7 separate regions of the Homo sapiens genome follow, and all the other regions are linked to region 3. A link is an interaction called in ENCODE POLR2A ChIA-PET data of the cell type or tissue named here. Cell type or tissue: CD4-positive, alpha-beta T cell. All regions are shown on one strand. Region 1 holds the start of MIR6787 (microRNA 6787). Region 2 overlaps CCDC57 (coiled-coil domain containing 57). Region 3 has its middle 5.6 kb from the start of LINC01970. Region 4 holds the start of NARF (nuclear prelamin A recognition factor). Region 5 overlaps CCDC57 (coiled-coil domain containing 57). Region 6 overlaps SLC16A3 (solute carrier family 16 member 3). Region 7 overlaps CCDC57 (coiled-coil domain containing 57).

Evidence for each region. ChIA-PET counts read pairs that join two places held together with the same protein. Peaks named below come from ENCODE experiments on the same cell type or tissue, not always from the same donor. Only the 100,000 strongest peaks of a DNase experiment are listed, where the experiment ranks them.
Region 1: POLR2A ChIA-PET joins it to region 3 with 24 read pairs; 24 of 35 experiments call an interaction of 5 or more read pairs at or near these places.
Region 2: POLR2A ChIA-PET joins it to region 3 with 14 read pairs; 4 of 35 experiments call an interaction of 5 or more read pairs at or near these places.
Region 4: POLR2A ChIA-PET joins it to region 3 with 12 read pairs; 4 of 35 experiments call an interaction of 5 or more read pairs at or near these places.
Region 5: POLR2A ChIA-PET joins it to region 3 with 23 read pairs; 16 of 35 experiments call an interaction of 5 or more read pairs at or near these places.
Region 6: POLR2A ChIA-PET joins it to region 3 with 27 read pairs; 24 of 35 experiments call an interaction of 5 or more read pairs at or near these places.
Region 7: POLR2A ChIA-PET joins it to region 3 with 14 read pairs; 16 of 35 experiments call an interaction of 5 or more read pairs at or near these places.

Annotation. Positions count from the first base shown.
Region 1 is chr17:82,234,118-82,238,117 of GRCh38, forward strand. It overlaps SLC16A3 (solute carrier family 16 member 3), which reads left to right. Exons shown (of 5, transcript NM_004207.4): 2 at 1,866-2,114; 3 at 2,612-2,755; 4 at 3,021-3,776. The coding sequence starts at 1,892. MIR6787 (microRNA 6787) reads left to right here and starts at 2,551; the gene lies at 2,551-2,611. RefSeq lists enhancers at 2,128-2,317, 3,142-3,913. In CD4-positive, alpha-beta T cell, CTCF peaks have their summits at 2,431 (motif pointing right) and 2,630 (motif pointing left); DNase peaks (open chromatin) are centred at 554, 1,884, 2,444, 3,284 and 4 weaker places.
Region 2 is chr17:82,124,862-82,128,861 of GRCh38, forward strand. CCDC57 (coiled-coil domain containing 57) reads right to left here. Exons shown (of 19, transcript NM_001394669.1): 17 at 3,632-3,736; 18 at 2,831-3,047. Among named protein-coding and RNA genes, the nearest start is that of FASN, 29 kb to the left of the region's middle. In CD4-positive, alpha-beta T cell, a CTCF peak has its summit at 1,717; DNase peaks (open chromatin) are centred at 2,100, 3,050 and 3,594; H3K4me3 peaks cover 1,895 bases; H3K27ac peaks cover 4,000 bases.
Region 3 is chr17:82,296,402-82,300,401 of GRCh38, forward strand. No RefSeq gene overlaps it. Among named protein-coding and RNA genes, the nearest start is that of LINC01970, 5.6 kb to the left of the region's middle. RefSeq lists an enhancer at 1,536-2,167. In CD4-positive, alpha-beta T cell, no CTCF peak of the experiment used is centred here; DNase peaks (open chromatin) are centred at 1,190, 1,870, 2,710, 3,240 and 1 weaker place; H3K4me3 peaks cover 2,687 bases; H3K27ac peaks cover 2,924 bases.
Region 4 is chr17:82,455,724-82,459,723 of GRCh38, forward strand. NARF (nuclear prelamin A recognition factor) reads left to right here and starts at 3,018. Exons shown (of 11, transcript NM_012336.4): 1 at 3,018-3,107. The coding sequence starts at 3,081. It overlaps NARF-AS2 (NARF antisense RNA 2), which reads right to left and starts at 2,796. Exons shown (of 3, transcript NR_184099.1): 1 at 1,950-2,796; 2 at 1,715-1,825. RefSeq lists enhancers at 2,357-2,506, 2,940-3,772 and a silencer at 2,537-3,356. In CD4-positive, alpha-beta T cell, no CTCF peak of the experiment used is centred here; DNase peaks (open chromatin) are centred at 2,458, 2,858 and 3,548; H3K4me3 peaks cover 2,138 bases; H3K27ac peaks cover 1,822 bases.
Region 5 is chr17:82,203,882-82,207,881 of GRCh38, forward strand. The region is part of intron 1 of CCDC57 (coiled-coil domain containing 57); the gene reads right to left. Among named protein-coding and RNA genes, the nearest start is that of CCDC57, 7.0 kb to the right of the region's middle. RefSeq lists enhancers at 1,308-2,109, 1,886-2,065, 1,992-2,286, 2,110-2,911, 2,396-2,455 and 1 more. In CD4-positive, alpha-beta T cell, CTCF peaks have their summits at 2,178 and 2,377; DNase peaks (open chromatin) are centred at 1,367, 1,706, 2,180 and 2,460; H3K4me3 peaks cover 335 bases; H3K27ac peaks cover 1,168 bases.
Region 6 is chr17:82,239,384-82,243,383 of GRCh38, forward strand. SLC16A3 (solute carrier family 16 member 3) reads left to right here. Exons shown (of 5, transcript NM_004207.4): 5 at 1-703. CSNK1D (casein kinase 1 delta) reads right to left here. Exons shown (of 9, transcript NM_001893.6): 9 at 3,284-4,000. Among named protein-coding and RNA genes, the nearest start is that of MIR6787, 4.7 kb to the left of the region's middle. RefSeq lists an enhancer at 1-188. In CD4-positive, alpha-beta T cell, no CTCF peak of the experiment used is centred here; DNase peaks (open chromatin) are centred at 1,058, 1,198, 2,408, 2,928 and 1 weaker place; H3K27ac peaks cover 586 bases.
Region 7 is chr17:82,198,846-82,202,845 of GRCh38, forward strand. CCDC57 (coiled-coil domain containing 57) reads right to left here. Exons shown (of 19, transcript NM_001394669.1): 2 at 2,693-3,107. The coding sequence starts at 3,099. Among named protein-coding and RNA genes, the nearest start is that of CCDC57, 12 kb to the right of the region's middle. In CD4-positive, alpha-beta T cell, no CTCF peak of the experiment used is centred here; DNase peaks (open chromatin) are centred at 2,166 and 2,856; H3K27ac peaks cover 663 bases.

The DNA.
Region 1 (4,000 bases), 62 kb before region 3:
GCGTGAGCCACCGCGCCCGGCCTCAGTGCATATATTTTTAATATCTTGTAGTTACCCTGCTGTATACTGTCATCTTAGGGACCTTTTAAACAATACCAGTATGAGCGGGACCTACCCTGCTGCTCAGTGACCCCAGGCAGTGTGTCCTAAGGTGGTGTGTCCTGAGGCGTGCGACACTCTGTCCTGTCCCAGGCACTGTGGTGGGGGCATCCGGTGTCCAGGTGCAGAGGCAAAAGCTGCTCCCGGGTTTCCCAGAAATGGTTCCGAGGCCTGGGTCCCAGAGAGCCAGTGCAGGTTGGGGGGTGGACCTCTGGCTCTGTGGGGGGGTCTGTTCTGCTCCAGTGGGCCGTGTCTGCCTTGTCATCATCCAGACAGCCACAGCTGGCTCCTGGGTCCCCTCGTCAAGCAGCATTTCCCAGTAACAGTGACTTCGTGGAACACTTAGGAAGCCCTTAAAAACCATCCTCGGACCTCTGAGGCAGGGACTCCAGGGGGCACAGCACCTGTGGTGGGGACAGGCAGGCAGGCTGGATGCGGGGAGGGCCCGGGAGGAGGAGTGAGGAGCCACGCACGGAACTGCTCAGACTCTCCCAGCAAAGGTCCTGGCCCTTGTGCATGCCTTTAGTTACATGTCTGCCTTAGAGGCAAAGACGAGCCGTCACGGGGGACCCACCGGGTCAGGGGTCTGCGGACACGCTTGCAGGAGGAACCCAAGGAAAGGGGGTGGGGGTGGAGCCCCACAGATTGCGTCGTGGGTGGGCGTGGAGCTTGCACAGCAGGCCTGCTGCTGCCTCCCAGGGCGCTGGTTCACAGCACGGTCCCAGCAGGGAGAGGCTGAGCCGGTTGGACTAGACCACCCAAGGTCTCAGGTTGCAGCTCCCTGGTGAGGAGAGGACAAGGTGACTTCTGGGTGGGGTGGGGCATGAAGATGGAAGTCTGACCTCGGGTTCCAACTTGACTCAAACGAGCTGAGCTCCTGGAGTTTAGAAAGGGACACCAGCTTCAGACATCGTGGGGGCTGGCATGGTTTGCTCTCGTGGGCTGGATGGGAGCCTCCCTAGCCCCTCCTGATTTCAGGCTGCAGCCTATGGGTCACTCCAGGCACAGGTGGGGTGAGTCAAGATCTCACTGGAGGAGTCACTGAGCAAGAGGGCCGGTGGGAGGCAAGGGGGCATCCAGGGACAAGGGGCCAGCTCTGCCCCCACTTCCCCACCCCACCCACTCTAATACTGCAGCCCCTGTGCTTCCAACTGCCCCCTCCAGCCTGGGGCCCAGCCCCTCACCGCCAGAGACTGCCCGCCTCCTCTTGGGCAAGCTCCTGGTGGGCTCCACTGAAGCCAAAGTGGGCCCTTGGGGGCAGGAGAGCCAGAGCAAGGCACGCTCCACCTAGATTTAGACCGGGAGAGACCTGGAGGATGCCAACCCCAGAGGTCCTGGGGCGAGCTCAGTGCTGGGGACCGGAGGTGCCGTCTGCTGCCAGAATCATGGTGTGCGTGGTCCCTGCCCAGCACGGGTCAGCCAGAGCGAGCCAGGGCAGAAATGACGGCCAGGTCGATGTTCCTGTCGGGGGCTGCTTGTCCCAGGAGGTAATCTGAGTCCTGGCCGAGCCCAAAAAAGCCACTGCCCTTTAGAGCCAGCTGTGAGGGTGCAGGAGGCAGTGCAGAGGGAGTGGGACCCACAGCTGCTAGCCTCCCTCCAAACCCTCCTGCCTCCACCAGACACCAGGTCAGGGGGCCACAAGTGTGGGTGCCGGGCAGCTGCCCCTCAGCTGAGCTGCCGGGCCACCCAGCTCGTGTCCCTCCCCTGCCAGGCTGCAGCTGGGATGGTCACCCGGGCAGCCTGAGTCAGCCTGCTTTCTCTCTCAGGTGAGGCGGAACCAACCCTCCTGGCCATGGGAGGGGCCGTGGTGGACGAGGGCCCCACAGGCGTCAAGGCCCCTGACGGCGGCTGGGGCTGGGCCGTGCTCTTCGGCTGTTTCGTCATCACTGGCTTCTCCTACGCCTTCCCCAAGGCCGTCAGTGTCTTCTTCAAGGAGCTCATACAGGAGTTTGGGATCGGCTACAGCGACACAGCCTGGATCTCCTCCATCCTGCTGGCCATGCTCTACGGGACAGGTGAGGGTGGCCTCACACCGGGCCCCCTGTCCGGGGCTCTGCTGGCGGATCCTGCTGGGCGCGTGTAGCTGGGCTCAGCAACAGGGCCTTCCGCCTGCTCCCCAGGGAACCCTGGAGGGAAGCCCTTGGGGCCAGGATCCTGCTGGGCAGCAACATGCTCTCCACGGGGCCAACCCAGGCAGGGCGCGAAGTCCATCCTGGCCCCTGTCCAAACGGGTCGGCTGTATTTATAGACCGTCTCAGAGGACAGGCTCCTGAGAGCCGTTCCTGAAAAGGTGGCTGTTCCTGAGCTGCAGGGACCCAAGGGGCCCAGCAGGCGGCGCTCACGTGTCATCATGGCCTGCGCTCGGGGAGCCTGCCCACGGGGTGCCCCTGGTGCCCCGCGGGGGGAGGGGTGGTGTGGGAAGGGGAGGCCGGCTCCAGGCTGTGAGCTCAGTCGGCTGGCGGGGGTAGAGCTGGCTGCAGGCCCGGCCCCTCTCAGCTGCTGCCCTCTCCAGGTCCGCTCTGCAGTGTGTGCGTGAACCGCTTTGGCTGCCGGCCCGTCATGCTTGTGGGGGGTCTCTTTGCGTCGCTGGGCATGGTGGCTGCGTCCTTTTGCCGGAGCATCATCCAGGTCTACCTCACCACTGGGGTCATCACGGGTGAGTGGGGCCGGCCGGTGGGCCGCACGTGCCAGGAGGGGCAGGGGCCGTGCACTTCTGCTCCTGGGTCCAGGCCTCTGGAGGACAGCAGGGCGGGTGGCTGCGGGGTGTCCCGGCCCCACCTCGTTGTCCCCCTCTCGAGTGGGTGGGTGGCAGGGGCTCTGCACCCTGGGAGCCTGAGCCTGTGGGAACCTGGGGGCAGAGATGAGGGTCTCGGGCTTTGGGGCAGCCTTGGGGGGCTCTCACCACATTCCCTTTCCTCCAGGGTTGGGTTTGGCACTCAACTTCCAGCCCTCGCTCATCATGCTGAACCGCTACTTCAGCAAGCGGCGCCCCATGGCCAACGGGCTGGCGGCAGCAGGTAGCCCTGTCTTCCTGTGTGCCCTGAGCCCGCTGGGGCAGCTGCTGCAGGACCGCTACGGCTGGCGGGGCGGCTTCCTCATCCTGGGCGGCCTGCTGCTCAACTGCTGCGTGTGTGCCGCACTCATGAGGCCCCTGGTGGTCACGGCCCAGCCGGGCTCGGGGCCGCCGCGACCCTCCCGGCGCCTGCTAGACCTGAGCGTCTTCCGGGACCGCGGCTTTGTGCTTTACGCCGTGGCCGCCTCGGTCATGGTGCTGGGGCTCTTCGTCCCGCCCGTGTTCGTGGTGAGCTACGCCAAGGACCTGGGCGTGCCCGACACCAAGGCCGCCTTCCTGCTCACCATCCTGGGCTTCATTGACATCTTCGCGCGGCCGGCCGCGGGCTTCGTGGCGGGGCTTGGGAAGGTGCGGCCCTACTCCGTCTACCTCTTCAGCTTCTCCATGTTCTTCAACGGCCTCGCGGACCTGGCGGGTTCTACGGCGGGCGACTACGGCGGCCTCGTGGTCTTCTGCATCTTCTTTGGCATCTCCTACGGCATGGTGGGGGCCCTGCAGTTCGAGGTGCTCATGGCCATCGTGGGCACCCACAAGTTCTCCAGTGCCATTGGCCTGGTGCTGCTGATGGAGGCGGTGGCCGTGCTCGTCGGGCCCCCTTCGGGAGGTGAGCGCTGCGCCCCCAGGCAGTTCCCCACACCTGCCCTTCCCGTCAGACGCCCGCTTTGCGAGGGGGGGGACGCGCACCCCTCGGCAGCCACCCGCAGTGTGGGACTCAGAGCTGGAGGGGGTGCACTGTGCTGGACCAACCCTGATTCTGCTGGGGCTAGCGGGTCTCCATTAGGAGTGGGGTGCTCCGTCCGGCACAGTGTGTCCAGACAGGCAGGGTGG
Region 2 (4,000 bases), 170 kb before region 3:
GAGAAAGGAAACAAGCAAACGAATGAACACGAACGTCTCCAGAAGAACTTTCCATTGAGTTGATGAAAATTTGGACAAAATGTTTTGTGGTGAATTAAAAATGCAAGGAGGCGGTGCCCCTAAGAATCCTGAGCACAGAGGAGAGCCATGGAGTGCAGGTGGGAGGGTCAGGAAGACGGAGTGGGACGCGGCTGCGTGGAAGACAGAGAGAAACGCGCCACATTCGTGATGCCAGCACTGGAGCACACGGGGAACGGAAGCCACACAACCCCATTCCTTCCTAAGGCAGAAGGGAAGCTGCGTCAATCCTAAGAACACTTACAATAGTGTTTGTGGGGAGGGGCTGGGGGAACCAGACTCAGACAAGCCAAGTCTAAAAATTATATACAAAAAAGGCCGGGCATGGTGACTCACGCCTGCAGTCTCAGCACTTTGGGAGGCTGAAGCGGGAGGATCGCTTGAGCCCAGGAATTTGAGATCAGCCTGGGCAACATAGGGAGACACCATCTCTACTAAATTTTTTTTTTTTTTTGAGGCAGAGTCTCATTCCGTCACCCAGACTGGAGTGCAGTGGTACAATCTCAGCTCCCTACAACCTCCACCTCCCAGGTTCAAGTGATTCTCATGCCTCAGCCTCCCAAGTAGCTGGGATTACAGGCATGCGCCACCAGGCCCAGTGAATTTTTGTATTTTTAGTAGAGACGGGGTTTCACCATGTTGGCCAGGCTGGTCTTGAACTCCTGACCTCAACTGATCCACCTGCCTTAGCCTCCCAAAGTGCTGAGATTATAGGCACGAGCCACTGCCTCCAGTCCTCTCTCTACTAAATTTAAAAAGAAAGAAAAAAGAAAAAACAAATACATGCAAATAACCAAGAAAACCCTGAGAGAGAAGGATAAAGAGGAGATCCTACATCAGCCAGACATGTAAAAGGACCAGGAAGTGACACTGATTCTGACCCAATGGAACTGCCTGTGAACAGACTGAGAGTGGCCGAACGAACCGTCCGGATATAGCTCCAAAAGCACATGGAACATTTAGCACCATGACAAAGGTGGGAGTCCGAATATGCGGGAAGTGTGAGCGATGGAAAACTGGGAGCCGTTGCCACTTTGGGGGTTAATAAGAAGTGGTTCTGGCCAGGCACGGTGGCTCACCCCTGTAATCCCAGCACTCTGGGAGGCCGAGGTGGGCGGATCAACTGAGGTCAGGAGTTCGAGACGAGCCAGCCCAGCATTGTGAAACCCCGTCTCTACTAAAAATACAAAATTAGCCTGGAGTGGTGGCGGGTGCCTGTAGCTCCAGCTACTGGGGAGGCTGAGGCAGGAGAATCATTTGAACCCGGGAGGAGGAGCTTGCAGTGAGCTGAGATTGCGCCATTGCACTCCAGCCCGAGCAACAAGAGCAAAACTCCATCTCAAAGGAAAAAAAAAAAAAACAGACAAGATAAAAAACAAGGACATTAAATTACATAAAAATAAAAAATATGAACATAAAAAAACACCATAATAAACATTTAAAAACATGAAGAACTGGGAGAAAACATTTAAATTGTTGTCACCGAAAAGGCCTAATTTCTATCACATATAATGAGCTGCTACAAATCAATAAGAAAGACCACAATCTAATACACAAATGGGCAGGTAACTGAAGAACAGGGAAAGGAAGTGGCTCCTAAACACACACGAAGATGCACGACCTCCCAGCAGAGGCGCTGATGCCAATCCTGCTGCCACCGGCAAAAGTTCCGTGTGGCTACAGGACTCTCAGACACTGCTGCTGGGAGCAGCCTCTGGGTGGGTGGCGGAGGCTGAGGCGATGCTGTCCACCACACGTGGCACGCGGGCAGCCTTGACTACGCAAGCCCCTGGGGCACGTACACGTGTGTTTTCACACACACTGCAGCCTGTAAGGTTACTATTCTAACAGTATCTGTGACGGTAAAGGACTGGAAATAGCCTAAAATGCGCATGAAGGAGAGAATGATTAAATGAATGAGGCACACCCTCATGACGGAAGACAGAAGCTGTAAGGTAAGAAGGGGACGCCCTCCATGCAGGCACACAGGAAGGACGCACGCTCCCGCCCCAACCACATCACACGTCCCGCAACTCCAGCTGCCTCGAAGCAGCATCTGTTTCCCTCCCCCCTTCTCGCTACATCACAGACCCATGCAGTCCTCACAAGGTGCACCCTTCAAACAGACTTTTCTGAAAACTTCCTGAGACCAGTAGCAGGAGCTGGCACTGTGACCTGCTGAGTTTACCAGGCCTATGACTTAGGTGCAGAGAAGAGTCTCAGGGCGGCAACGTCCGCGCAGCAAAGCAGGACGAGGATGAGGATGCGGCTGACACTTGTCTGGCCCGTGAGGCTGAGCATCACTGGGGTCGGCCTGGCTCTTCCCCGGGAGCATCGCTGGGGTCGACCTGGCTCTTCCCCAGGAGCAGGGCCGTCTAAAGTGCACCAATGCCCACGCGTCTCACCTGGGCTCCATTCTAAGTCAGCCTGCGCCCGGGTGTACAGTGCTCCATTCTAAGTCAGCCTGCGCCCGGGTGTACGGTGCTGCATTCTAAGTCAGTGTGCGCCCGGGTGTACGGTGCTGCACTAGGAAATGGCATGGTTTCTGCCCTTCAGGGCTTTGCACCATAACCCGGGAAACACTCAGGTGCCAAATGAGAGGTAAAGAGACTCCATGCATTACTCAACCAAAGTGCAGGGATTTCAGGGTGCAGGAGGCACGCAGGGTGCTGACTCTCCACATGCCCCTCGGAGAGGGTGGCCCTCGCCAGCTGCCAGCTGTGGGCAGCTCCTGGGGAGGGCAGTCTCCTACCTGGAGTTGAGTCACCCTGGGAGGTGACACCAGAAGGGCTGGATCCCAGGTCTAGCAACCTCCACATGTCCTGGAGGGTGCCACTGGCAAAGGAGGAGGAGCTGTGGGATTGGCGACCATGCTCCTCAGGGTGCTGGGGAGCCTGGGGTGGCTTTGGGGACCTGTCTTCTTTCTGCCGAGGTGATTTACAGGTCACCGTGTGGATGCTGTGTTGTGTCTAGAAAAGACATCATCGTCTTGAAAGCCACCCTCTCCAACCCAGAGGAAGCCACAGGACTCCCCCCAACCACTCCCCTCGGAGCAGTAAGGCGACAGTGGGCCTGGCTTAAAGGCCCAGGCAGATGCTCCCAGGATCACCCAGGAGAGGCAGCTGCAGACAGGGATGCATCCGGGGAGCGAGTCTCAGCGCTGGGAACGCTGAGTGTGGGCAGGGCCTGAATCTCAGTGCTCGTCTCAACACTTAAATGACAAAACATGTCTAGGGCAGAGGCTGTTTCGTTTCGATGGGGAATGAGCTGAAATGCAGGGCAGATACCCTGAGGGGCACAGAAAGGAAAGGCCAGCGTGGGCCCCATGTGCTTTAGGGGTCCCGGGGCCCTCCTAACACTCTTACCACCCTTGTGGGACCACCCGGCAAACGCTCTGCAGCTCACCCTGCCATTGTGAGCAGTCCCTGATGACGGCACAAAGGCAGGCATGCAGAGCGAAGGCCCCTCCGAGAGGCCCAGAGCACCCAGGCCCCGGCTTCCCTGCTGGCCACACCCCACACAGCTGCACTTGCTCGGGCGCCGCCACTCTCACCTTCGGGCCTTGCAGGGCGTCAAGTCTGCTGCCCACCTGTGCTGAGCGGGGCTGGTGCTTTCCCAAGTGTCTGGAAGGAGCCTCATCCTCGGCACTCTTGGCGTCCTGCCGTGGGGATTTAAATGAGAGGACTCTGGTATTCACATGTACTGATGGTGCATGTCAGTGAGTTTTCCCACAAGATTGGGAAGAAATGCCTTCCCACATTTCTGGTATTAAAGACTCACACCATTTGGTGACAGCCCGGACTGAAGGGACCTGTTTCCCAGACAGGAGGAATGGAGCAGGCTTCCCCAGTCATTCATTCCCAGGAGCCTTCTCTGCAAGGCCAGGGCAGCCTATGCATGGCCTGCCTGGGGTGAGAGCCCC
Region 3 (4,000 bases):
TCTTCGTTATCCATTCATTCGTTGACGGACACTTAGGCGAGTTCCGTACCTTGATTGCAGTGACTAATGCTGCCCTAATGGCATTTCATTGGAAATGAACTATTACAGGAGGGTTTTTGAAGTGGCTTATGATCCAGAAAAGGAATCTTCCAATACCTCTGTGCCCCAAAACCTTGGGTAAAATACCAACAGTGCAGTTGGTCTAAAAGGCACCACTTAAATTGCGTTGCAGATGACGTTGCTAAGGATGGCTTTCTGGTCTCCTGGTTCTGGGCAGCTCCCTGCACTGCTGGTTTCAGTCATGTTGCAAGGAGAGTATTAGCAACTCAGTAGTGATGAGGTTTAGTGGACATTTTATTTAACGTTCTGTCAAATAGGCCAAATGAAATGTTACATATGAAAAGAGCCTATATTCTGATTTCTGCCTGGGGATGTAAACATTAGCTTGCATGATGCCTGGAAGCCCCGGAACCTGAGCTCCCAACCACCTGCCAGCTGCTGGCTGCCCCTCCCTCCCTCCTCTCCACCCCCCTCAGCCTCCTCTTCCTCCTCCCATCCTTCCTTCCCTTCCCGCCTTCCCCCAGCGCCCCATGAAGCTAGTTTTAGAATGGCTTTTTGGAGCAGTTATGTTATAAGGATTGGCAGCTCATGAGTTTAATATTCTTATGGGTCTTCCAAAGTGCAAAGAGAACACAAAGTTACTTTTGCTTTTGTAATAGAGTAAAACGCATCCTATCCTGACCTAAGATGCACAAATCAACCCATCTTGTCAGGCAGATAAACTTCTCATAAACCTGTAAAACATATGACTTATGTATCCCAGTGGTCTTATCTTTCCTATCATGAGATGTCTGCTAGTCCATCATCCTGGAATTATCCATGGAATTATCACCCATCCATGGCTCCCAGCTATGCCACAGTGACTGCAATCCTAAGATTGGGCATCCGGAAGGATGGCCCAACACCGTGCCACCCTGCAGCTTTGCCGCAAGCTGCCCTGGGTCCTGCATCCTCTTCGAGGTGGAATGAGAACACAGCCGAGAGCTCAGGATCTTCCAACTGCTGCCCACAGTGGCAAAAAGAAACCTGGTGGGAGAAGATGAGTCAGACGGAGCCAGGAGCCCGCGGCCGGTGACGCCAGCGGTGGGGGAACACAATGTCCTGTGGGTGATCGGTGAGCGAGCGGACGGTGGATTTCTCCTGCAGTCGGTGGCAGGAAGGATGTCATCACGCGCTATTTTGTGACCAGCCCCTGGACCACAACTCACGTGAGCAGAAGGGCTTTCTTCTTTGCTTAAGATGTCTGTGCTTGCAAACTTACTGGCCACAGGTACAAGGAGGTTTTCTTTGCTTATGTTCATATTAAACATGTTAATAAAGGTTTTTCTTATTGTCCTTGTTTTTACATTTATAAATTACTCATAAGCTGACGAAACAGAAAACAGAGACTCATCTCCGGTTCCCGGTACAGTGAGGTGAGAGCTGCTGTGCTGGGTGCGGGAAGCGCCTGGCCCCAGGTTCCTCCTGGACGGAGGCCAGAAGGGCTGAGCAAGAGCCAGCGAGGCTGGGGAGGAGGAGGAGGCGCTGGAACAGGAACGGCCGGCCGGGAGGGGCGAGGCTGGGGGACAGTCACGCAGGGCTGAGGCGGGCGTGTGGTGCGGGAGCGTGTGTGTGCAGGAAGCTTGTGTGCGTGCGTGTGGGGAGCGGGTCTGGTGAGGGCGCACTTGGGCCTGAGCCCCTTCCGGCCCCTCGTGTTTGCTGGAGGCTGCGTGTGCTGTGTCCCCACCCCAGATGCTTGCCCTGAGGGGCAGGTTTCCATCCAACACCCCGATTGTCTCCTTCAGTAAACCCCCGGCACCGTCTACCCGGAAGTTGTGGGCTGGGAGGGATGACATGCCCTGGGGACTGTGAGCAGTGGAACCCACGTCATTGCAAGGAAATGATCACACAAACACCAGCTCGGCAGAGTGGAACCTTTGCCAAACCTCAGAGCTGCAGCGAGCGGCTGGGCAACCTTCCTGAGGACGGCGCCCCCTCGCCCAGCTCCAAGCTCCTCCCTGTCCCCACAGGATATCCCTGGACCTGGCGGGTCACTCTAGCCAGAGCAGCCTTCCACAGTCCTCCAGGGTCAGAGCTACAGTTGAGGACCCTGTAGGTGGTAGAGGTGCCCGGGGCCGGGCTCTGGGGCTGGCAGAGGCAATGTCAGCGCCTGCCACCTGCGATGTGGCCAGGGAACTTGGGGCTGAGCAAGGGCACAGAGGGGAGAGTGTGGCATGAGGGAGAGGCGGGACCCCGCAGAGGCTCCCACACCTTCCAAGGCAGCAGAGGAGAAGGGGAGGCTGCCAACAGCCAGACCAGGGCTCCAGGGGGGCGGCAGGGGGCCCAGGGAGCTCCGGGAAATGGGACAGCCACTGTCCACCTGCAGAACGCTGGCTTAAGCCTTGCAGACGGGCCCAGTGGGCAGGGTCGTGATTTTCACTCCCGAAGGGCCTGGGGTGACAAGCCGGAGGTCTGGGAGATGGGACTGGAGACCGTGTTCAGAAGGAGGAGCTCTCCACTCTGTTGGCAAAAGCCCTGGAGCTCCAGGCATCCACAGTGACCGAATGTTGGTAAAGTCCCAGAGGACGGGACCCAGGGCATGCCCCTCACTGGACGGTGGCCTCGGGCCCTGCAGGGAGTTGAATGTGGGGTCATGAAGATGTCAGAATTGCGTCTGAAGATGTCAGAATTGCATCTGAGGAGGCAGGTGGGCACACGTGATGCAGGGACACGCCATGCACCAGGGTGGGTTCAGAGCAGCAGAAGCTCTAGGGGGCACCTACAGGTTTCTATAAAATGGGGGATTTAAGGGGCCTTGGCCTTCTGCGACTGTGGGGCTGGCTGAGGAGCATCTGGGAAGCCACGTGGGAGCTGGAGGTCACAGGGCAGGCCGGCGGGAGGGCAGCGGGGCAGGGATTTGGGCCCCATCTCCAACACTGAGCCTGGGCCGGGCACATAAAGTCCCCACAATTGCTGTGGAAAGAACCAAGTGAATGCCTAACTTCCTGCCAGCCTTCCAGGAGTAACTCAGTAAAACAAAACCAACCAACCAACAAACCCAGAAGAGGCCCGAGGTCCATGGTAAAAATTCAAGAGGTGGAAGGGGCTGGACTATGGGACCAAGGTCAGGTCTTTCTCCTTCGAGGGACCAATGGGTGGCCAGGCTCTGAGGCTGCGAGGTCCCCGACACGGTGAGGGGCACGCCTGAGTCCCGGCCTCTGCATCTCCTCAGGCACCTCCCACTTTTCTGGTGGGTTGCTATTTTCCTTTTCTTTTCTTTTCTTTTCTTTTTTTTTTTTTGAGGCGGAGTCTCACTCTGCCACACAGGCTGGAGTGCAGTGGTGCGATCTCAGCTCGCTGCAACCTCTGCCTCCTGGGTTCAAGCAATTCTCCTTGCCTCAGCCTCCTGAGTAGCTGGGATTACAGGCACTTGCCACCACGCCCAGTGAATTTTTGTATTTTTAGTAGAGACGGGGTTTCGCCATGTTGGCCAGGCTGGTCTTGAACCTCGGCCTCCCACAGTGCTGGGGTTACAGGCTGAGTCCTGCGCTGGCCAGGTTGCTATTCTCTTCTTGTGTTGTGTGCATTCCTCTTCTATTCTGTGAACAAAACCTGGTGCAGGAGACCGTCTGTGTTCCCAAGCTGTCGCCAATACTGGACTACGGATTTTTGAAGCTTACAATTTCATGGGTGCAAATTGCACTTTGCATTTCTGTAACAGTGAGTGCAGTTGGGCATTTTCACATGTATCTAAGCTGTTATCTTGTTTGAGACCGGACCGTGCATTCTTCTCTTCCTTACTGGCTTCGGGACCTCTCTGTGTGCTGAGAAGATGGGCTGCTTGCCCACTGTCCCCTGAAGTTCCACACACCGCTGACTTTGGGGTGTGAGCCCTGCTGCTCCCAACAAACCCCAGCTCTCAGGCTGGCTCTTAAAGTCCCATACTCTGGGCCGGGTACGG
Region 4 (4,000 bases), 160 kb after region 3:
AGGCTGGTGTCAAACTCCTGACCTCAAGTGATCCGCCTGCCTCGGCCTCCCAAAGTGCTGGGATTACAGGCATGAGCCACCATGCCTGAGCTCAACTTTGAAGTGTCAACTTGAAACTGCCTTTGCAAAGATTAAGGCAGTGATAGAGGCTGGGTGCAGTGGCTCACACCTGTAATCCCAGCACTTTGGGAGGCTGAGATGGATCACTTGGGCCCAGGAATTCAAGAACAGCCTGGGCAACATGGGGAGACCCTGTATCTACAAAAAATTTAAAACTTAGCCATGCACAGTGGTGTGAGCCTGTAGTCCCAGCTACCCCGCGGGGCTGAGGTGGAAGGATTACTTGATCCAAGGAGGTTGAGGCTGCAGTGAGCTGTGATCACGCCACTGCACTCCAGCCTGGGTGACAGAGTGAGACCCTGTCTCAAAAAAAAAAGACAGAGAAATTTCACACAGTTAATTCCGTCTTCCTTTGGACATCCAAGCTGTCCAGTTGTTCCTGGGCATAAGCCAAGCTAATTTTAGGAGCTTTGGGAGGAATTTACAGTTTAACCTTGAAACAAGGATGATAATAGTCCCTTCCTAAAACTATCACCTCCCACTTCTGGGGCTGAAATTGCCTTTGTAAAGCTAATGAAAGGCCACAAGGTTAGGATTGTGGGAGTGGCCTGAACTCTGCTAAAATGCAGGCCTAGTTTCTACAGTCCCTCACTGCTCAGGACTCATGTGGCCAGAGGTCACAAAATTTGCAACTTCCCGAATTGCACCTATAGATAATATCAGTATTGCAGGACCTAAGAATGGCTTTTTGAGATGTTTTTCAGAGTGAACCCACCCCAACCTGCTACTCAGGACTCAATTGGTTTCTGTGGCCCCACCCAGAGGCAGACTCAGTGCTTGAGGACCGTTTTCCACACACCCTTTTGATTTCATTCCCAGTCAATCAGCAGCATCCATTCCCTAGCCCCCTGCCCACCAAATTGTCCATAAAAACCCTAACTGCGGCCAGGCGTGGTGGCTCATGCCTGTAATCCCAGCACTTTGGGAGGCCGAGGCAGGCGGATCACAAGGTCAGGAGTTCAAGACCAGCCTGGCCATTATGGTGAAACCCCATCTCTACTAAAAAATACAAAAATTAGCCAGGCGTGGTGGCGTGTGCCTGTCGTCCCAGCTACTTAGGAGGCTGAGGTAGGAGAATCGCTTGAACCTGGGAGGTGGAGGTTGTAGTGAGCCGAGATTGTGCCACTGCACTCCAACCTGGGTGACAGAGTGAGACTCCGTCTCAAAAACAAAAACAAAAAAACAAAAAACAAACTCCTAACTGCTGAGCCTTTGGAGAGACTGATTTGAGTAGTAACTGTCTCCTGTGTGGCCTGCCAGGTGTCAATTAAACTCTTTTCCCGGCCTGCTGCAATCTTGATGAATTGACTTTTTGTCTGTGCAGTGGGCAGGAAGAACCCGATGGGCAATGGCAAGCTGAAGAATGATGAGATTCATAAATCTGGAAAGGAGAGCTTTACTTCTCATAAAGGGTTTCAGCCTGCAGGGTGGCCATTCTGACAGACAGGGAAGCACTGCCTCTGGCCAGAAGCCAGAAACAGACACTTCCAGGGAGGGGCAAAGGGAACAGGAATCTATGAGGTGCAGTGTGTAAATATACATATTTATCAAGCTACAGGAGAAGTCATGAATATTTTTGAAGAGAGAAACATACACAAACACAATGAAGCTTCAGGCCCCTTCACGAGGGTCATGTCATCTCACCAGAACCACTCCATGGTCAGTGTCTCTTATCAGTAAGGAATACTGGTCAATTGGGCCGAAACTGCAAATGAGAGAGTTGTTATCAGCGGTGGAGTCTTTCGAAAGCGCTGGTTTCCGTTAAGCTCTTAGCCAAGAAAACCTAATGGTAGTTAGCCAAGGGTTGGCCTTAATAACAGGTGTCTCACCTCCCATCTGTCATGGCTGAGAACTGCCTTCAAGGCAACCCTGGGATCTCCTTAGCCAGTAGGGGGTTCGTGTAGTCAGTTGGGGGTCTTTGGATTTCATTTTCATTTCTCAGAGGACAGGAAGGAAGGCTCTAACATGGGGAATCCTGAGAACTGCTGCTGTCTGTTAAATACGCCTACAAGTTATTTTTCTTATGTCACACTCTCCCAGACATGTTCTTACTTCTCATTTCTGATTTCTGTAATACACACACACTGATTTCATAAAACGTTTATGAGTCCAACACTTCCATTATAGCCCTGTATCAATGTTTTGCTTAGCTGAAATCAATTTCTTGGAGGAGTAAGTGTTATCTTTACTTTGTAAGCTGTAAGGGCCCAAATCAATGTACTTGGTAAAACTATCCATAGTGAACACACGCAAATGTCAAATGGCCATCATTTAGCATCTGCCCTCGGGCTTCCGGGTCCATCACGTGGTTACTGACAGGCAGGCCGCGCATGCGCGCTGCTACTCCGCCGAGCCTACGTGACACGACGTCAAGTGGCAATGGCGGCGGACGAGGGCTGTGCCCCCGGCCCGCCCCGTTAGGAGCCGCGAGTAAGGCGAGTGTCCAACGCCGAGCTGGCTGACAGAGCCCGGCCGCGGCCTCCGCGGGCCCAGGGGCCTCCAGGCCCCGTGACCACCGGACCGAGCACCCTGGAACGGCCCCAGCTTGGCCTCGGGACAGTCCGCGCGCTCACCGACTCCCTGGTGAACGCCGCTTGGCCGCCGCCGCCGCCGCAGGACCCACGAGAAGCGGAAACCGGCGCAAGGACCCGGTCCCCCCGGCGCCGTACGTGGAGTGAGCCTGCGGTCCGCCCCGCGCGCTCCGATTGGCTCTGGGGCCTGGCCCGCCCCTTCCCGACACTGTCATTGGCCTAGGCAAAGCCGTAAGGGTGGGGAATCCTATTGGCCCAGGGGTGCGGCTTGTCCTCTCCCGGTGCTCTCATTGGCCGAGCGCGGCCGTTGGGGGTGAGGCCGCGTCGGGGGAGGACAACAAAGGGCCGCGGGCGGCGGGCAGTGGTGTCCCAGTCTCCCGGTGCTTCCCTGAGGCTGAGGCGCCCGGCCTCCCGCCCGCCGCGCTCCAGATGAAGTGTGAGCACTGCACGCGCAAGGTGAGCGCCGCGGGCCGGGGAGGCGCGCGCCTGGTGCTTGTCCTGTGGGGCTCTGGGCGGCCGAGGTTGGCGGTCCGGGCCCGCCGCTCGCTCGCTTCAGGGCTCTTCAAGGCGCCCCCGGCCTCGGCACCCTGGGCCCGCTCGGCGTGGAGGCGGCCGGCGCGGGGTCCGCTGCGCTCTGCAGGGCGGGTTCGGTCTTCGCGGTTCTCCCTGAACTTGTCCATCTTTCCCACGCCCGCGAAGCGCGGAAACGCACGGAGACCGAGCCTCTCGTGCCGCGCACCACAGTCCGAGTAAACAGCGGTCGTGGCGGGAATGATCAGAAGCGTTTCGAGAGGGTTTTAGGCGTTTTCGAACCTGCCCCTCTGAGGGTCACCGAGCAGCCGGTGCAGGGGCGGAAGCGGGTGACGGCTGCTGACCGGCGCCTTCCGCGGTTGTCTCCAGGCCATGGCAACAACCGCGCAGCGCACGCAGGGGGGTTTTGTAGCTGTTATTGCCGGAATGGGCTCCTGTGGATGCTGCTCTGTGGCTGGCACTTCTGCGCGTGACGCCGTGGCAGGAGGCTTCCTAACATTCCATGGGTCGTTCATCCCCGGTGGTGGCTGCGTCCTATTCTAAGTACACCTGTGTCCAGGGGAATTCGCCTGTGGGGTGAAGGCTACAGTTGCTTCTGCTTTTTTATTATTGTAAACAATAGAGATGTGTGTGTGTCCTTCAGTACCTGTTTCACTAGAAGGGTTAGAAGGATAGAAGGCCAGGCACGGTGGCTCAAGCCTGTTATCCCAGCACCTTGGGAGGGGAGGCCGAGGCGGGTGGATCACCTGAGGTCAGCAGTTCAAGACCATCGTGGCCAACATGGCGAAACCCAGTCTCTACTAAAAATATAAAATTAG
Region 5 (4,000 bases), 93 kb before region 3:
TCCGGGCACCTCTGCATCTCGGGGCACAGCAATGGTTGTACAAAGTCCCAACTCCCAGAGGGAGCGGGTACAAGGGCACAGCCAGGCTGAGCACCGGCTGTGACGAAGCACAAGGAGGAGGTGGGTAAGGGGCTGCAAGACCCGTGGGCCCCTCCAGAAAGGGCTGGTCAGCAGGGCACACCCGCTGGGGGCACGAGGGCTCCCTGGGGGTCCTGAGACGGCGCTTCTCTGACGAGGCTCTGGAGCAAAGACGGTCTCCTCCATCCCACATGCTTCCTGCGATGCAACCCCCGCGCCCAGCACCCTAGGACCATCACGCCACCTGGACCACCTCAGCCTGGCTCCTCCAAGCTGCTGCGTGCCCACCCATTGCCGGAGCTAACAGGGTCCCTACCGACCATCTCAGCACTCTCCCACGCTCCTGTTCCTCGTCTCCCTCAGCTCCTACAACGGCCCCACCGTCCACCCCGTGTAATGATCCTTGACCTCTTGCTGTCTCCCACCTTGTGCCCACACCTCGGCCACCACAGTGTCTTACCACAAGAGACCTCAACTGGCCTCTGCTGTGCACTCCCACTTTTTTGGCTGCCAAAGGAATCTTTTCAAAAATGCTTTACCAGGGCCGGGCGCAGTGGCTCATGCCTGTAATCCCAGGACTTTGGGAGGCCGAGGCGGGCGGATCATAAGGTCAGGAGATTGAGACCATCCTGGCTAACACGGTGAAACCCCGTCTCTACTAAAAATACAAAAAATTAGCTGGGCGTGGTGGTGGGCGCCTGTAGTCCCAGCTACTTGGGAGGCTGAGGCAGGAGAATGGCGTGAACCCCGGAGGCGAAGCTTGCAGTGAGCTGAGATCGCACCACTGCAGTCCGGCCTGGGCAACAAAGAGAGACTCCATCTCAAGAAAAAAAAAAGGCTTAACCAGGCTTCCCATTCCACTGAGGACATCTGGACCCCAGGCTCCTGCCTGTCGCTGCCACGTGCCCTCAGAGCCTGGGATGTGTGGCAGGTGCCGCTCTGTCTGCAAGGTTCCTCCTAACCGCAGGGCAGGCTCCTCCTGCCAGTGGGACCTCAACCTGAACATCACTGCAGGGAAGCTTTCCTAACTTCCATCTCACGTTGGCACAACGCCATCACCCCAGTGTCGGGTGTAGTGAGTCCCACTGTCTGGCACAGTCTTGGCGACTGAAACATTTTGTACACAGAGGACATGCACACACCTGTGCACACACCTGTGCACACACAGGGAAAGAATTGGACTATCAGCAAATACACATTAAATGATGGAACACCACTGTGATCTCTGATGACTCAGAACCCTTCACACAGTGCCCGTGAGTCATGACAACGGTTCTCTGCAGAGCCTGAGGTCTGCGAGGTCTACGGGCCTCTTCTCTGAGGGACTGCTGTGGCCCCCGTCCTGTACCAGCTGCCCTGCCACTGGGCTTGCCTCCTTAACTCATTGGTCGCAGCCACCCATGGGGGTTGCCGTTCTGAGAATCTGATCATGCAATCTTATCTGGCCTCAAATGTGCCCGCGACTCCTGACCATTTTCAAAATAAAGTCCGATCTCCTTGGCACAGCGTATGAAGACAGACCGAGGACACGGCCCAGCCTGCGTGGCTCCAGCTGCTCCCTGCAGGCCCAGAGCAGCCTTTATCTGCCAGTTCCTGTGCACGTGCTACTCCAGGTCCCCATGCCCCCATCTCCCCACTGGGTGAGGTTCCTTCCCACCAGGTCTCAGGACTCAGCGGGTCACCCTGTTTTCAAAAGCTTCAGGCAGCCAGGACAGGCAGATGGCACGTACCACCCCCTCTATGTGAGATGGGTGCTCCCAGGCCTCTGTGCTCTGCACAGAAGAGCAGCCTGAAAAATCCATACAGCAAGTGACTCGGTGCAGCACCCGGTGAGAGCCCAGCATCTCCAGCGCTTTATCCATCACACTCAGGACCCATAAGAAGCCCCACACACCAAGGGCCTGTAAGTCAGCCGGGCTCGGCTCGCCTTTCCTTCTGACCTCATCATAGAACGGCCTGCTCTGTTTCTGTACAAATCCCATCTCGGGATGATCCCCAAAGCCCCAAGGCTGAGATTAATTGGCTTTCAAAAGCACGGACTCAGCATCTGGACGCAATCTGCCTGTCGGCCAGCAGGCGTCCCCAGCAAGCACCTGGTTTCAAGAAGGACCATGAAGCTTCCGGGTTGGGGAGCGGCAGGAGAAGCCGCCGGGGAGGGAAGGCCTCGCTGTGCGTTCACCCTCTTTCAGGAGAACCAGTGGGGCTCCCTGAACCAGCCAGCTCCCAGCAGGGGCTGGAACAGCATGGGTGGGCATCCCATCACTTTGATTTTCTCATTTTAAAAATACTGAGCTGAGCTAACGGTGATGTTGTAGGTTTACCTGTTGTGGTACAATGACACATCATGGTTTTCTTGCACAGTTCCTGGCTCATAACTCTCACACGTCACAGTCTTTTGTTGCAATGTTGGGCGTGTCAGGCCTCAGGAAACAGAATCCTTCCAGGTCTCCACTCTCACCTGACTTTCCATTGTAGGTCATAAGATCCTCCCCAGAGCTCCCACCCTCTACCCTGGGGGAAGGAATGCTGACTTCAGGAAGCCTCCCTAAACACCCAAGAGGACAGGGTGTGGAGAGGTTCCTGGGGAGTGGTGGGTGGGGTGTGGGGGGGTCCTCCAGGAAGCCTCTTCCCCCATATCTCCCCTTACGCATCTCCTCATCTGTATCCTCTGTAATACCCTTTATAATAAACTGTTACACGTATGTGTTTCCCTGGGTTCTGTGAGTCACCCCAGCAAATCAATCGAACCCAAAGAGGGGGCTGTGGGAACCCCAACTTGAAGCCAGTGGTCAGTCAGAAGTTCCGGAGGCCAGGACTCGCGACTGGTGTCAGAAGCGGGCAGTCTTTGAACCACCATTGCAAAATTATAACTCAGACAGTGAAAGAGATCTGACCTAACCAATTCCATCGTGCTTCTAACCTCCAAGCTCTCCTTGTTCATTCCTGGGTGTAGGCCGAACTAAGTTTAGGAGGAACTTAGTTTATAGTTTGAAACAAAGACAGTAACAGCCCTTTCCCGAAACAAACCCCCTTTTTGCCTGGGGACTAGACTGCCTTTGTAGGACTAACAAATTAGCCAAAAGATTAGAAATTATGGTTTAGGGCCAGGTGCAGTGACTGGCCCCGGTTGTCCCAGCACTTTGGGAGGCTGAGGCTGGATCACTTGAGCCCAGGAGTTCGAGACCAGCCAGGGCCACACGGCAAAACGCTGCCTCTACCAAAAATACAAAAATTAACTGGGGCGTCGCTTGTAGTCTCAGCTACCAGGCAGGCTGAGGTGGGAGGATCGCTTGAGCTTACGACGTTGAGGCTGCAGTGAGCTGTGATTGCACCACTGCACTCCAGCCTAGGTGACAGAGTGAGACCCTGTCTCAAAAATAAAAAAAAAAAAACAAAAAAGAAATTATGGTTTAGGAGTCATGCAGCTACAGGCTACAAGATTCTGACCTTCCCCAAATTGTTCCTGGGGTAACATCACTATTGTAAAACCTAAGATCAATCAGTGCTTGAGATATTTTGCAGACCCTGCACTCCATGGATCAGCTGGCACCCCCGGATTGATAAACTGGCTCATCCGATCTTGTGGCCCCCACCCAGGAACTGACTCGGCGCAAAAGGACACCTTCGACTCCCTACGCTTTCATCTCCAACTCACTGGCCCCCTACACACTAAGTTATCCTTAAAAACTCTGATCCCCGAATGCTTGGGGAGACTGATTTGAGTCATAATAGAACTCCGTTCTCCCGCACAGCCGGCTCTGTGTGACTTACTCTTTCTCTATCCTAATTCCCGTCTTGGTGAATCGGCTCTGCCTGGGCAGCAGGCGGGGTGGACCTGTTGGGTGTTTATGTCTTGGGTGTTTATGTCTTGGGGACTGAGCCCTCACCCTGTGGTCTGACCTCTCTCCAGGCAGGCGGTGTT
Region 6 (4,000 bases), 57 kb before region 3:
ATGGGGCCTGTGCCCACCCCTCTTGAGTGTCTTGGGGACAGCTCTTTCCACCCCTGGAAGATGGAAATAAACCTGCGTGTGGGTGGAGTGTTAGGACCAACGGTTTCCTAGGAGTATGTGGTTTTGCTGTGTGGCCTGTGTCCTGACTCGCACGTCTGCTGATGGCCTGGCTGTTCCTACCGTGGCTCTGTCCTCGCCAGCTTTCCCTGCAGCGGCATAGCATTCGTAGCAGGGGCAGGCGCTGCATGGAGGGGGCTGCGGGGCAGGTGCCTGGAGGCCGCTGTGCCAGGGTGGCCTCTGAAATGTGCCAGGGAGCCCCTACGTGGTGGTTAGATGGGAGCTGAGGTGGAACAAGCCACTTTATTCACTGCTGTGTTTAAGAAACAGGACCCTCCTGCCTTCCCTTTTTCGCCCCTCTGCCTGGCTGGCAGTGTGCGTGGTGTGGTCAGTGCCCAGGGCTGGTCTTTGCACCCTGTCCTCCATCCAGCCCGGCCCAGCGCTTGGGCTTGTCCTGGACACCTAACACCCACCTGCCCTCGTGGCCAGCAGTGGCCTGCGTGGCTGGGAGCCCGGTCAGAGGCCGCCGGGGCCCTCAGTAGGTGCGTCGTGGGCGCTGGGGACGGCAGCGGGTGCCCTGGCGGGCCGCGTGCAGCCGGAGAGATGCCATGTCCCTGCTCCTCTGCAATGAAAAGCAAGCGAAAAGTGCACATCTCAGGTCCAGCTGTCCCCATCTGCCCCTGGCCTTGCGCCAGCTGGGCTTGAGCTCTTGCAGCCCAGGCTCCTGCCTGCAGCCTCAGGGCTGTGGAGGCCTCTAGCAGGGCTCAGGCTGGCGGGCAGTGCCAGCAGTTGCAGGGATCAAGGTCAGACTCTGCACAGCTAGGCCCATGTGTCTCGGCAGAGTCCACCAGTCCCACCCAGCAGCTGAAGGGAGAAAGACGAGGAGGCAGGGAGCAGACGAGGAGGTGGGGAGCAGGCAGCCCGGGCCTCAGAGGACACATGGCCTTCCCCCGCTGGCACCCCCACATCAGGGCCACCAGGGGACTGCTCACACCCAGGGGTTGCCGCCTCTGGACCTGGCTGTCCCTGGTTCTGCTGACCTCAGGAGTGACCTGGGCTTACAGAGGTACTGGCAGGGAGGTCATGGGCCGGGTGAGGGGTGCTCGCTCCTGGAACCCTGTTTCCAGGTATCTCGGGCCCTCACCCTCCCCTAGGCAGGAAGCAGTCTCTCTAGCTCAACTGTCACCCCTCGTCTGCCCCACTCTGGTCCCCACACCCACAGCACACAGCAGAGGCTCAACACAAAGTAGCCAGGCAGTGCTGCTCCCGGACAGACATGCCTGAGGGACCGTGCTCAGTGATTCAGGAGTGGTCCAGATGTGGGAAGGCAGCCACGCTTGGTTGGGGGCACAGGACGTGTGGGGGCTGGGGTCCCTGTGCCGCAGGGTGGGCGTGAGTGGGCGCTGAGTTCTACTACCTCCTCCCTCAGCTGGTGCCTTTAAAGGAGGGAAGCCATGGGGCAGTGGGTCTGCTCTGACCCGACAGGCAGGAGTGAAGGGGAAGGGAAGGGAAGCCCGGAGCCCACTGGGAAGAAGCTGGGGGCAGAGGTCTGGTGCGTGGGCTGCAGAGCTATCCCCCAACCCCGGCGACAGATTCTAGTGCCAAAAGTGGTTCAGGTCTACCGTGTTGTGAAGATCCCCTGACCAGAGACACGTCCGTCCAGAACCCACTGCTACTTGGGGTGGGGGTGGGGGGCAGAGGGCGCACAGACTTCTTCACATGATCCCAGATCAGAGGGAGAAGGGAGGTGTCCGCCCGGCCTGGGCCTTCCCAGAGAACAGCCCTGGAACAGATGTGTGCAAGGCCTGTGCCGGGGGAGGTGGCGGGGGAGGCACAGGGGACCCAGAAAGGGCTTGGTGGCCCCGGACGCTGCCGTCCCTCAGCCTTCCGAGGGGTCTATGGTGAAGCTCCCGGGAGGCGCTGCCCAGTACCTGGAGGGCCTGCTCTTTTCAGCGTCTAAACCATGCCTGAGGACACAGACCCAGCCAGACTCAGGTTCAGAGAACAAGCCCTCTAACTCTGTCCGCTCATGCCCCCGCAGATGAGATGGAACAGGCCTTGAGGACATGCAGCCCCTGCTCCCTCTCAGGGCAGGGAACCCCAGGAGGGCAGCTGCAGGCCTGGGAAGCTCAGGCAGGAACTGGAACTTGGGTCTTGCCGTTTTCCGGTTGGGGCCGGTGAGCGGGGCAGGGGCTGAGCCTCACCCACGGCCACAGTGAGGCCCCACACGGTGTCTCAGTCTGGGGCAGCAAGAGGGAACCACGTGAGGCGGGCTGGAGACAGGGAAGGCCCGGAAGCCAGCTCAGATGCCCAGGGCACAGCCAGAATGGCTGAGAGGAAGGGCCTGGGAGGAGGCAAAGTCTGGGCAGGAGGGGCTGGCAGAGCTCCAGGCCATGGGCATCCCCACGGTTGGGGAAGGAGTGCATCACAGGCAGAGTTGGCGGGACAGCCCCGGAACGTGGGGCTCAGAAAGCTACACCGTTCTTAGAGCAACCTCCAGGCAAGTGACCCGAAGTCCCTGTGCTTTTTCACTACAAACAAAAATATCCTCCTCTTAGGCAGCGTGACCCTGGCCAAGGGGCCAAGGGAGTGGCCTGGAGTGGAGAGTACTGGGTGGAGGTGGGGGTGGGAGGGGAGCTGGGAGGGGAGGCGGCCTAGCCTGGCTGAGCTCACCCACACACGAGCACAGGTTAGGAGTTGGTGCAGACCTCCCTGCTCTGGCAGCCTGACAGCCCCCGCAGGCCTTGGATAGGGGCCACTGCTGTGTGCTCTGGGGGGGGGGGGAAGAGGAACCCTATCTCCTTGTGCCTGTGCAGGGCCATCGGGCAGCTCCTGGGCTTCAACAGCTCAAGCGACAGGGGGATCCCTGAGCACCACGGCCCTATGGCAGGGGGAAGGGACATGCGCTCACCCCAGGCGGCTGGAGTGCGGCTGCCGGTGCCGCCCGAGAAGGCAGGGACTCTCCAGAACCGTCACACAGAAAGTGCGTGGACTTCTGTGTGCACAACAGAGCCCAAGGGGGCAGCACGGCGAGGAGCAGTCGCCACCCCTCCCTGCCCGGCAGCAGGCCCAGGGGGCAGCTCTCCTGCTCTGCCAGCTCCCAGACACCCACAGGCTGAGAAAGAACAAACAGCCATCTCAAAGAAGTATTTTCACACAGTTCACCTCAACACAGTGAAAACTCTCAAGCTGATGAAATAAAGACCACATGGAAAGGGGAGGGAAGAAAGGTAGAAGTCATTATGAATTTATTATTTACACGATTGTTAAAGTACACAAATACAGTGGCGATACAAACGCACAGCTCGGAGACTGGCCGTCAGTGCACAGCTGACACGACGTCCTACCTACGTCTCCTGCACGGGGCGACGGGGACTAGATACTGGGCAAGGACTGTCACAAGCACTCCGAAGACGCGACCCGGCGAGGCTCGGGCTGGAACCCGGGCGCAGAGCTGCCTCGCACAAACGTTCTGGGCACTACATCGGGACCACAGATATTTACAAAGCAAGCTTGCGCCACTTCAGGCCACAGCGCGACGTCTCTCCGGGTGGGGGACGTCTACCTTCAAGAAGGGGTCCAGCAACAAAGAAAATCTCTTAACTCGGCTCTGACCCACCCCAACCTCCCTCTGTACTTCAACACACAGCTCCCACCCGCTCAAGGCCCCGTACTCCAAAACGCTTACACAGTAACCAGCCTAGGATTGAGAAAGCATCCATGGGCTCAGGCAGACGGCCAGCCAGCTGGTGGGGGGGTGAACAACTGTGTTCTGGGACGCCAGCCAGTTATGGCATCCGGGGAACTCTGGGGAGGAGAAGGGAGAACCAAGGTGCACACCTTCGAAGCCCTAGAGTCCAAAGGGAACATCGTCCATCGTGATGGGGTCCAGCCGAAGTGCCCACGAACACAGACTGCCCTGCGCATTGGGGTTGGGAGCACA
Region 7 (4,000 bases), 98 kb before region 3:
AGCCGGGCGTGGTGGCGGGCGCCTGTAGTCCCAGCTACTCGGGAGGCTGAGGCAGGAGAATGGCGTGAACCCGGGAGGTGGAGCTTGCAGTGAGCTGAGATCGTGCCACTGCACTCCAGCCTGGGCGACAGAGCGAGACTCCATCTCAAAAAAAAAAAAAAAAAGAAAAAGGAAAAAAAAGAAAGATCTGAGCTTGAAGGAGAAAAGATAATAGGTAGATGCCAACACCAAGATGACACAGACGCTGGAATTCTTCAACAAGGAAGCTACAGCAGTCATTATAAAAGCGCTTCAAGTAATCTAGTAAAGCAAATGGAAAAACAAATCTCAGCAAAGAAAAAGCTATAGCAGGCTGGGTGTGGTGGCTCACGCCTGTAATTCCAGCGCTTTGGGAGGCCAAGGCAGGTGGATCACCCGGGGTCAGGAGTCCAAGACCAGCCTGGCCAACATGGTGAAACCCCATCTCCACTAAAAATACAAAAATTAGCCGGGCATGGTGGCACACACCTGTAGTGACAGCTCCTCGGGAGGCTGAGGCAGGAGAACCCCTTGAACCCCGGAGGCAGAGGTTGCAGTGATCCGAGATCGCGCCACTGCACTCCAGCCTGGGCGACAGAGCAAGACTCTGTCTCAAAAAAAAAAAAAGAGTGTGAGACTGAAAAAGTACCTGAACATGGCTGAAAACATCCCAGGTTTGGAGAGAAGAATGAGCAAAAGACTTGAAGAGACACTTCACAACATAACGTAAAGCACTTTTAAAAGGATGCTGTAAACACTCTGGAAAGCAGCTATGAGAAAGTCAGCACCCGCACGGCGGGCAAGTGGGCCTCAGCTGTCCAAGCACTGCACGCACCTGCACGGACTCGGCGCCCAGACGAGGTGCAGGCTGAGCACCAGCCTTCATGCTGGGGACGGGAGCTTCCAGACACCCTCCCTCCACTCAGGGAGAAGCTGACCTCCAGCTCAACTCTCTCTTTCCCTGGACACTGGGCAGGTGGCACACGGGTGTCTACCACATTAGCAAGCAGCACTGCGTGGGTCAAATGACTGCTGACTGGCACTTTTTATCCACGCCGCGAGATGCGATAGAGAGAGGGACCATCAACACTGTGGGCTTCCCAGAAGACGGTGGCGCTCAGGGTACATCTGCTGCAGGGACTGCAGACGCGATCCCTGCGGGCTGCTACAGGAGATACTGGCTGCACAATACTGGTTGGGGCTTCTGAGCTAGAGGGGCACCACACCCACCAATGTGGGTCTCCTCTCCTTGCACCTGACCTGCCGCAGAAGGTCTCTCTGCTGGACCGGAGCACCTGGTGTGGTCCTGTTGGCCCGTTCACACCCATCTGAGACCCTTCTGAGCAAACCGGCCCAACACACACAACAGAGGGTAGCTGGTCAGTTAAAAGGGCGTGGCAGAACCCAGCGCACTGACACGAAGGACAGACACCACAAATCGATCAGGAAGTGCTGGACGCACATTTCGGAGCAGTGTGCGCAGGTGGCTCTATATGGGGCCTGGAGATGACACAACAGATTGCCCGTGGCGGCTTTCACTTCGCCATTCCACCACAGTATCTTCTCTGAGAAATGACTTTCTATGATAAGAATAGTTTACTCCTGCGGCTTTAAAAAGTGCTTTAAAAAGCTGCTTATGGCCAGGCGCGGTAGCTCACGTCTATAATCCCAGCACTTCAGGAAGCCAAGGCCAGTGGATCACCTGAGGTCAGGAGTTCAAGACCAGCCTGGGCAACATGGCAAAACCCCGTCTCTACTAAAAATACAAAAGAAAAAAAAATTAGCCGGGCGTGGTGGTGGGCACCTATAGTCCCAGCTACGTGGGAGGCTGAGGCAGGAGAATCACTTGAACCCGGGAGATGGAGGTTGCAGCGAGCCGAGATCACGCTACTGCGATCCAGCCTGGACAACACAGCTAAAAACTCTGTCTCAAAAAAAAAGAAAAGAAAAAAAATGCTGCTTATGTTAGAAGAATACATAAAACATAAAAAAAGTACCCAGGATCCTGTTAAGTGTAAACAGAGCATGCAGCCGGCTCTCCTAACGTCTGTACACACGCATCACACAGGAAGGGCCTCTGTTAATGTGCTATGATGAACCTGCGGTACTTCTGAAGTGGGGGATGGAAGAGCTTATCAGAGAAGCCTGTCCTCCTTCCTTCCTGTCTCCTCAAACTCTCCACAGCATGGCTGGGTGAGTGGAGCTGAGGGGATACCAGGCATGTGGTTGAGTTCCAGGGGCCCCACCACAGGCCCCACAACAAAGGCTTTAGGTTTTTATGTCGACTTGCCTTAAGTCAGCTCATTTAGTTTTGAAATTACTACAGACTTCCATTAAAATCATTATAAATTCAAATATGTATTAATATAGATTTATAATTAATGAAATAAATTCCAAATATTAAAACCAATCTCCATTAATTTCAGAGTTATATCAGAACCCAGAAAAAGACAGTCAGGGCATTCCTGGATCCATCCACATTAACTCAACAAACACATGTTCAGAGGCCACGAGGCACTCGGCCACTCAGACAGACCAGCTCCCGTGGCCTGGAATCAGCAGCGGGAGGAGGGGCAGTGAGAGTGGGCAGTGCTCGGGCAGCACAGCGGAGCAGGAGGCATGTGGGGGCCTCTGCCAGGCACTGCACAGGAGGGCGCGTCGGTCGGTGGCTCACCTGTGGACGCGCTCCAGCTCCAGGCGATGCTCCTGGAATGCCAGCTGCTGCTGCTGCTGCAGCTCCTCCACCTTCCTGGCCTCTCTGGCTAGCGCCTGCCTCAGCTTAGCTGCCTCTATCTTGAGCTCGCTCACCTCTGCCCGCCTGGCCTCTTCCCACTCCCTGGCCTGGGCGAAGGCGGCGTCATAGCGCTCCAGCTCGAGGTCCCGCTCCTCCAGCACCTGAAGGTTGTAGACAAAGTCCTCCTGCAGGCACCGCAGTTTCCCCTGCGCCTCCTCCAGCTGGCTCCGTGTGTCCTGCAGAGCCGCCTCCTGCAGCTGGGTGCGGTGTGCCTGCAGCGCCCTCCACTCCTCCTCCTTGCGAAGCAGCAGCTCATTCAGGGCGGGCTCTGAGCCCAGTGGCAGCATGGTGGCCGCTGCAGTAAAGAGAAATCAGGTTCAGGGTGCACCGTGAGGGGCCCTAATTTTCCTACCACAGTACCTACCTCACATTCCCTATCAACAGTTACCACGGCCGGGCACGGTGGCTCACACCTGTAATCCCAGCCCTTTGGGAGGCCGAGGCAGGCGGATCACCTGAGGTCAGGAGTTCAAGACCAGCCTGGCCAACATGGCAAAAACCTGTCTCTACTAAAAATACAAAAATTAGGCCGGGTGCAGTGGCTCACGCCTGTAATCCCAGCACTTTGGGAGGCCCAGGTGGATGGATCACTTGAGGTCAGGAGATCGAGACCAGCCTGGCTAACATGGTGAAACCCCGTCTCTACTAAAAATACAAAAAATTAGCCTGCTGTGGTGGCACGTGCCTGTAGTCCCAGCTACTCGGGAGGCTGAGGCAGGAGAATCGCTTGAACCCAGGAGGTAGAGGTTGCACACCAGCCTGGGTGACAGAGCAAGACTCTCTCTCAAAACAAAATAAACAAAAAAAAAAGGCCAGGCATGGTGGCTCACTCCTGTAATCCCAGCCCTTTGGGAGGCCAAAGTGGGTGGGTCACCTGAGGTCAGGAGTTTGAGACCGGCCTGGCCAACATGGTGAAACCCCGTCTCTACTAAAAATATAAAAATTAGCCATGCATGGTGGCGCATGCCTGTGATCTCAGCTACTCGGGAGGCTGAGGCAGGAGGATCACTTGAACCCAGGAAGTGGAGGTTGCAGTGAGCAGAGATCGCACCATTGCACTCCAGCCTGGGCGACACTAAGACTCTTTTCTCCAAAAAATTAAAAAAATAAATTAAAAAAAAGAAATCCAGGGGAAGTAGAGGAAGGGAAGATGGGAAACATGGTTTGTCCAGCTATAAGAGCTAGGTT